3 separate regions of the Homo sapiens genome follow, and all the other regions are linked to region 1. A link is a contact called in ENCODE Hi-C or POLR2A ChIA-PET data. All regions are on one chromosome and are shown on one strand. Each heading gives the region's core, a stretch centred on a gene start or an enhancer-like site at or near the end of the contact. The rest is flanking DNA. Distances are from core to core; before and after follow the strand shown.

Region 1 (2,700 bases), core at 198-2,697:
TCTCCAACACATTTTATGATGCAACTGCACAAATGACGATAACACCAACATCATTTTGTGGAGTGCTGGCTTTGTGCTTTATGTACGTCATCTCACTGAATCCCCACAACCACCCTCTCATTCAGGCAGGCAGTACTACTTCTGTTCCCATTTTCAAATAAAGACACCCAGGCCTAGGAGAGGTTAACAGATCAAGGTCAACAAGTAGCTAAGCTAAGATTTGATCCGGAGTCTTTTTTTCCTCCTAAAGCTCTCAACTCATTGTAACCACTGTGCCACACTGTCTGCCACAGTTGGGGATGCCAAAGAAAAATGTGATTTGCAGTCTTCATTTTTCAGAATCTTCTGGAACTGCCCTCTTGACTCATCCATTTTACAAAGCTCATCAGACTGAAAGGCTCAGAACACTTGCAGACATTCTCATTCTTTGGAAATGCCACAACCACTCAGTCAGTGGAATGGGACAGCACCATCAATGGGATTGCGAAGGCACAAATTTCCCTGTGAATGCTGGCGCCGCCTCTCTTTGGTGTTTCTTCTAGCCACAAACGGACACGTTATCACTTACTGTGGTTGCATTCGACTCAGCAGCCAGATGCAGGGGAGTTTTTACTTGGTTAACTGTCCCTCCAACATCTGTGTCTACAGAAGATACTACAGGGCAGGCGTGTGCTCATCCTTGTCCCTTCTCCCTCCTCCAACCAAACACACAAAAAGTTTTCCAATCTCTAGGGCAACACCATTAAGATATCCTTTCCTTGCTGTGCTATGAGTTTACAAGAAATAACTTTCTAACAATAAGCCAAGAAGATGGATGTTGTAAAACTGCATTTCAAATAAGGCAATTCCTTTTTAAAAAAGATTCAAGGGTTTCACGCTTCTTTCTTCCTTCCATCAACACAATTTGTTTATGTATGAGTTGGATCTTTCTTCCTTCGGAAGAGAAAAGTGCTGATAAACTATCATGTGTAGACACACAACGCAAAAACTTGGTTGCCTTTTGCTATTTAAACAGAGACAAATTATTTCCCAATATACCACTTACCAGACAGATGCAAAGATGTGGGCAAACCAGTCATCAGAATTAACAGAGTGATTTTGCTTGCACTACATATTCTGATTTGTATGACTCTTATTTTTAGCCATGCACAAAGGGCAATAAATGGAAAATCTTATTCTAACCGCTACTTTTTCTGGGCCACCCACACTGCCCCACCTACCACACAACTTCAAAATGTAAAAAAACCCAGACCAGGGTTTGTCCTAACAAGGGATGCAAAGTGGCTAAAATGTGTGACATTTTTTCCAGTTAGTGTTTGTACTTTCATTTTTTTTTTTTTTCTGTCTCAGGACTTTCAGGGAAAACAATGTTGACTTACCAATGGGCATTTTCAAAGACTCTAAGTTGGTATGTCAGTCAGTGTACAGACAACGTGATCCGCAAGGCACGGGCACCACCCTGCCGTGAACCACATCTCAGCCAATCTTCCGCAAAGAAATGTACCCAAAAACTTTTCTGTAAATTCAGGAAGGTGATCCACACCTTCCACATTTTGTTTTGAAACAATGATGGTATTTTAAAAGTTCTTCAAATTAACAAAAGTGATATCAGAAATATAAACATTTCTAAAACAGAGCGGGCTGTGAGGAGTGATTTTGCCAAACTTAAGTCAGTAGCACTTGACTTATATCTGCTTTTAGTCTGCGGTGGCACCACGCTTACCAAGGCACAGTATCCCCTTGCTATCCCTTTCCTTCTGTGCATTTTTTCTTTCTGTATGCCTTAACCACACTTCTCCACCTGATAACCTGAAGCTTATCAAGCATTAATTCACACATGGTTATCACTGTGGATTGAAGCATCTGATATTTAGAGATAACCATCTTGACGGCAAATAATAAAAACAAAATTGATGAAGAGGATATTTGCCAGGGGCACAGAGAAGATAGAGATGAGAGTCTATTTTTGATTACTATCTTTCCAGACTTTTAATAAAAAGTTATTACAGTCCCAGGATACCAATTAAAATGCTTGTTCCTCTGAGCCCTCTGCAAACCACAACAGCAAACATATGCAGGTAACAATTAATATTTAAAAGTCTAGTTCAACAAAATCATCAGAATCATTAGGAAACAAAAGGCGTCAACCCTGAGAAAGGCATCTTTACCTGTGTGCCTGCTCATTATCCAGAAACTAGAGGAAATGTTCTTTCATCGTCTGGTAGTTAGCACATGCCCTGCAGAGCTAACACCGTCTTCATGCGCGGTACTCGAGCAGCTCTGATGAGATGTCTCAGAAAATCTTTTTTGGGTGATAGTCCACTATCGCCAGAACTTCTGACTTGTGTTGTAAAAACACAGGCAATTAAGTATTACACAAAGTGGGTCATACGCCACTGAGACAACCACACCGCCCCCAAATCAGACTCCAAATGACTGTGCTGTGACAAGGTAGGAGGGGTCTGAACGCAGCGAAAGCAAAACTTTTATGTGGTGAGGAGCATTTTAGTTTTCACTGGTTTAGGTTAGAGAAAGTTAATCTCAATGTCAACTACAAAGCCAACAAACTTTTAGTGTGTTCTTGAATTTATATGACAAATGCTGGCTGTTCATCTAATGGGAAATTCAGATCCAATGTCATAAACAGTCTGAGGGACAGTCTCAGGCTTAAATGACATGCCCATCACTAAACAAGTGAGC
Region 2 (2,700 bases), core at 56-2,555, 150 kb after region 1:
GTCTTCATAATAGCTGCCAAAAAGTTCAAAACCACATTTATGGCCTGTCTCTAAGAAGTCCTTAAATGGTCTTTCTTGACATCTTTTATTAATTCCTAGCCTCATTTTCTCACTTTTTTGTTGTCTGCTTTAGTGGGGAGTATCTCTGAGGCCAAATTAAAACTTTTTACAATAATACAGGTGTATTATTCAACAGATAGCCTTCATTAAGCCTCAAATATTTATGGGGGCTTCTCTTCCAGACCATCCCTCTTTGATCCATGAGGCAGGAGATATCATGTTTCAACAAGAATTTGTTTCAGTTCACAGAGAAGCTGAAGCAACATCAATTTCTCATACTTGTTTCAATCACATTTGGAATTGATAAGCTAAAATAGAGAAGAGTGCTATGCTAGGAAGCTGGGATCATGAGGAGGTGAGAAGCCACCTTTTTTTTATTTGGGAGCTTGCACTCATGACTTTGGCCAGACCCCAGAAGACACATAAGTTCCCTGTGGTAAAGTATTTATTGGACTATCACCCAATCCTTTCTTCTACATGAGAATATCACTTTGGCAGATGTACACCAAAGCCTTCTCTGGGTATAAGTCTTCAGCCTGCCTTGGATGGATCTTGTCTGCTTCCGTCTGCCTGTGCACACAGGCTGCCAGCCCCACTCCACCCTCCAGTAAAACCTACTTGACTATGTATAGTGCTGGCTTAGAATGACACAGATTTAGGTTCAAGTTTTGCATCCTTTAATGGCTATATGACCCTGGACAAGGTATCAAACTCTATGAGTCTCAGGTACCTCGCCTGACAATTGGGAATAATAAAGAGTCCCTTTTGGGGTTTATGTGAGGATTACATTAATGCTCATAGGGTCCTCGACAAAATGCCTGGCACACCAAAGTCAATGCTCAATAAATATCAGCGATTGGTATTACAATTATGTTATTATAATTCTTTGAGGAACTGCTGGTGGCCAGTGTAAATCCTATGGTCTTTATCTCTCCTGACCCCATCCACAGGCTCATGTGACAATTTTCCCAGGATCATTTCAATTTTCTGCGATCAGAGAGAATGCCAGCCACGGCCCTATGGACCAGGGACAAGATAGCACACCTGAGCAGAAAGAAAGAGGACCACTAGCCTTGGGATAGAATTATCCCTCACTTCACCCTCACTGTCGGCATGTTCAGAGACTAAGTGCTTATAGAACCAGACTCAGGGTTTTCCTGTTAGTCTGAAGAGTGCTTCATCTCTTCTAGGCTTTCACTGGCAGAGCCACAGGATGAGAACACTCTCGGCCCCTTATCACCACCCACATCAGCAACACTGAGGCCAGCATCAGGGTCTTCTGGGCTGTGCGGATTGGGGAGCCGATGATGTAGTTAAGTTTCCTGGAAATACAGGCAGCAATTTCCTGTGGCTTCCTCTGTTTTTGATGTAGAGATGAGCACAGGTAAAAACTAAACACATCAAGGATCAGCGCTTCAGTCGGTGGTGCAAGTGCGGAAAAATACTGTCATTTCCTCACAAACAGATTCAGAAGTGCAAAGTATAAGCCACTTTCCAGAGAGCATGCTCCCCAGCAAGGACCTGTACAGTAGGGCTGTGAGTTGACAGTGAATAGATGGGCATTCCCATGAACTTACTTGCTTACCCAAGTGATCAAGAACCAGAATTTCCATGAAGGTCAATGTTTTGTATAAACCTTAGCCTGAAAAAGCTCTGGTCTGCTCACAGAGCTTCAGTCAAGCCTTCTCCAGAATTTGCAGCCAGGTCAGAAAAAAAGGTCACTTTCAGAAGTGGAAAGCAGTACAAATTTTAGTTAAAATTTTAGATGAACTAAACTGTTTATACAACTATCCTAAAAGATAGTTTAGAATTAAATAAAACAATGTGCACTACATTTGGGAAACAGCCAGGTTCAAAGAAGGTGGTCACAGTGTATTCTTAGAACCAGAATGGAATAAAGAAAATGATACATGTTATGGTTATGATAGCATAACCTGCTGATGAAAGAACAGCAGCAGCAGGATGTACAGTTTGCAAAGGGTCCACTCAAATCAGAGTGAACCCAGATGGTGCTAGAGGCAGCCTAGGGCCAAATCCCACCTTTGGCACTCACTAGCTGGGTGACCTTGGGCAAGTCATTTAAACTTCCATTTCTTCATGTGATTTTGTTTCTCCATCATTGGCTCCCCTTCCTTTGTGAAAAGTTGCCCCTCCCCATACCAACTGGGGCACCCATCATCATAGTCAGCAACCTGACCTAAAGATAGCTCAGGTATAAGACATGGTAAAATCTTTTTTGCTTTAGTCCGTTGCTTGTAACCAAAAAACCAAGACCTTTTTTCGGCTGCAAGCAAAAGAGATTTAACACCTAATTTGCAGAAGTTGCTAGGAGCATTAAACGAAGTCACACAAAGCAAACACAAGAAATGCTGGTTGCATTCATAGAAAGGAAGATTAGTGTGTGGTTAAAAGCAAAGGTATTGAGTCCATCTGCATGGGTTCAAATTCCAGCACCCCTTAGAACAGAGATAAATCACTTAACATCTTTGCTCTCGGTTTCCCAGTCTGTAAAAACAGAGCTAATAATAGTAATTACATCACAGGGTTGTGAAGATTATGTCAAAGTAGATAAAGCATTTAGAACAGTGCCCAACACAGTAAACATTCAAGAATTAGCCATTATTATTACAAAGGTAGAAC
Region 3 (2,700 bases), core at 132-2,631, 170 kb after region 1:
GGGCAAATCATCTAACATATCCTCTTTCCTTTTGCAATCTACACTAAGAATACTATTTTTTTTTCCAGTTTAAGAAAAGTTGACCTACCAAAGCCAGAACTGCTAAATAATTACAAAACAGTTGTTTTAGAAATCACTTCACCCTCCGAAAGGAGTCAACTTTCCATGTATACTTAAAATCACTCATAAAAATGGATTTACCATTTAAGAAATAATTTTCAAACACACATGTAGTTTGTCAAATGAAGCCTCACTGTTCATTCATTCATTCATTCATTCATTCGACAGATATTGATTGAGCCCTGTTATGGGCCAGATGCTGATTGTGGCACTTGTGATACAGCAGTGAACAGAAGAGTCTAAACTCCCTGCCCCAATGGTGCTTGCATTCCTGTGTTACGTCCACACAGCTGTGTAACTGACTCTGAAGAAAAATGAGCTTTTAAAACATAATAAACATTTCAGTTTTGCCAGATGAAAAATTCTAAAGATTTGTTACACTACAATGTAAATATAGCTAATATTACTGAGTTATATACTCAAAAATGGTTAAGAGAATAAATGTGTTCATTTAACCAAAAATTTTTTTAAATGAAAAAAATAAGCATAACAAACATTTACTGAGTACTTACCATGTTAGGCAGAGCATCATCTCATTTAATCACAACAACCTTAGCAGGAAGGCACTATTATTATTCTGTTTTACAGATGGGTACACTGAGGCACAAAGAGGTTAAACAATTTATCCAGGATCACATATCCAAGGGATAGAGCTGAGATATAGGCCCAAGTAATCTGATACCAGCAACTTGTCTCCTAACTCCATACAAAAAGTTTCAAAGATAATACTATTTTCAGTTGGAACTACAGTTAATAATACAAAAATAGTAATAATAATATAGTACAAGGAATAATAATCAACTTTTTTTTTTTAATCCTGATGATTTGTAACCCAACTTACTGTCCTTTTGATGGCCATTTTTTCCTAAAAACCTCAGTGTTGAACAAACTGCTTTCAACCACTTCTCTGTAAGCCATAATATTCTTTTCCTTCAAATGGAAATAAAGAAAAATCACACAGGATGGTTTCTTTTAGACAAGATCAGGCACGTTCAGGGTGGTGTGGCCATAGACGCGGATGGTTTCTTTTAAAACAGACATTACTGAAACTGTAAATATTTTTAGCCTTTTGTACTTTTCATCCAGCAGCTTAACTGAGAATGATATAGAAACATTTAAAAATAGCCACTCAGTACTCTGAAAACCATTAGTTTAGCACATACCCAGCACCTGCTTGACACATCTTAATCAACACTCTTTTGCTAGTCATATTAAAAAAAGAGAGAACCCTTTTGCTTTCAGAATTTTTTCCCTTAAAAAACGTATGTGTCACCAGGGTATTTTGCCCTCTCTCTTTCTAACTTAGAGGGTAACACCTGGAGTAAGTCATGGGTGACTAATGAAGATGCAACTTTCCCCTCAGCATGATATACTTCACAGGATGGAAGTAAAAGCTTCTAATAGGAGCATTTATTACAATTGTTAGGATTGTAATGGAAAGTTAATTTTGTTTTATAGTTTGTAGAAATGATTCAGGATGATATGAGAACACTTTCTATAAACCTGCACTGATAAAAGGAAGATGATAGTGATGACACATGATATACTTTCTGAGTTGTTTTTCCAGGGGTGGGAAAGTTCAATCCACAGATTTCAAGACAGAAAGAAGAAAGGAAAGGAGAAGGAAGGAAGAAAGAAAACAAAATTTTTTTTAGAATTGACTATGCTCAAATACACTGTGCTTTTTAGCATCAAACTTTCAACCATGGTCTGAGCAGCACTATGTTGTAACAAAACTGGAGTAGCCAGCCTGAGCAAACATGAACATCACAATATTTTAAAGTTCAAATAACATAAGGCACCAGTTTTAAGACTGCCCGGGTATCCTTTTTAGCAATACAAAGATTCACACAACTTGGTGACAGACAGCTTTTCCCTCCAGCCAAATCTGATGAAGACTTGATAATATCACCTGCCATAATCAAAATTCCTGGGCACATGGGAAGGTCTCTGACTCAAATCAAAGAGAGCTTTGGGCCCCAAAGCTATGGGCCCCACAGCTATGGGCTACCAAAGAAAGGTTATAACCAGGCTCCAGTGTAAACCATTTTGTTTCTTTTAACAGTTTTAGATCTTCTAAAGTATATGAGATGATATTAATAAAATTTAAATTTCCTGCTAAATTTTTTTAGTCTCTTTCCTTAAAAGTAAAACTTACAATGATCAGAAAGCATGCTTTCTTCTGGCTTTATCATTCAACTTCCCAGGCAAAGATGATCAACAGCAACACTCTTATCTAAAGCAAAAGTAATGGATATGATTATCACTCTGGACAGAAAGTCTGTATTTGCCCATTTTTATCAATGATTGAGACAATGATCCAGAAGCTGTATTGGTACAAAAACACAACACCAGGGATGCCAGAAACAGGATTACAAAAGTTCTCACAAGGTTAAAAATAGACCAAAATGAATATAGTCAAGTTTACTAGGCTCAAATGTGAGGTCCTGTATGGTCAGTACATGGAGGTCCAGCAGCCTCTTGATTCAATACAGGCAGTGTGATGGGTTTGCAAAAATGTACTCTTAGGCTGCATTAATAAAGACACTGTTCTCAAGGCCAGATAAGCCACAGTCCCTC

Evidence for each region. Hi-C counts contacts between places; a loop is a spot of excess contacts on that map. ChIA-PET counts read pairs that join two places held with the same protein, here RNA polymerase II (POLR2A). Pooled maps may share reads with other maps.
Region 2: a map of naive thymus-derived CD4-positive, alpha-beta T cell shows a loop between it and region 1 (5-fold over the local background). The contact joins two enhancer-like sites. A Hi-C loop is called at or near these places in 1 of 168 maps with a recorded cell type or tissue (naive thymus-derived CD4-positive, alpha-beta T cell) and 9 of 50 pooled maps. POLR2A ChIA-PET finds 5 or more read pairs at or near these places in 4 of 52 experiments (activated CD4-positive, alpha-beta T cell, activated CD8-positive, alpha-beta T cell, activated T-cell and 1 more).
Region 3: a loop to region 1 is called in a pooled map, with 6 times the contacts of the local background. The contact joins two enhancer-like sites. A Hi-C loop is called at or near these places in 1 of 37 single-sample maps with no recorded cell type and 12 of 50 pooled maps. POLR2A ChIA-PET finds 5 or more read pairs at or near these places in 5 of 52 experiments (activated CD4-positive, alpha-beta T cell, activated CD4-positive, alpha-beta memory T cell, activated CD8-positive, alpha-beta T cell and 2 more).

What each region holds. Positions count from the first base shown.
Region 1 is chr6:90,078,589-90,081,288 of GRCh38, forward strand. The region is part of intron 5 of BACH2 (BACH transcriptional regulator 2); the gene reads right to left. Among named protein-coding and RNA genes, the nearest start is that of GJA10, 190 kb to the left of the region's middle. Within about 2 kb of position 1,448, at least 4 of the 41 ENCODE cell types and tissues checked have a DNase peak (open chromatin) inside an H3K27ac peak, as active enhancers do.
Region 2 is chr6:90,232,771-90,235,470 of GRCh38, forward strand. The region is part of intron 3 of BACH2 (BACH transcriptional regulator 2); the gene reads right to left. Among named protein-coding and RNA genes, the nearest start is that of BACH2, 63 kb to the right of the region's middle. Within about 2 kb of position 1,306, at least 3 of the 41 ENCODE cell types and tissues checked have a DNase peak (open chromatin) inside an H3K27ac peak, as active enhancers do.
Region 3 is chr6:90,250,235-90,252,934 of GRCh38, forward strand. It overlaps BACH2 (BACH transcriptional regulator 2), which reads right to left. Exons shown (of 9, transcript NM_021813.4): 3 at 2,279-2,356. Among named protein-coding and RNA genes, the nearest start is that of BACH2, 45 kb to the right of the region's middle. RefSeq lists an enhancer at 1,361-1,450. Within about 2 kb of position 1,382, at least 3 of the 41 ENCODE cell types and tissues checked have a DNase peak (open chromatin) inside an H3K27ac peak, as active enhancers do.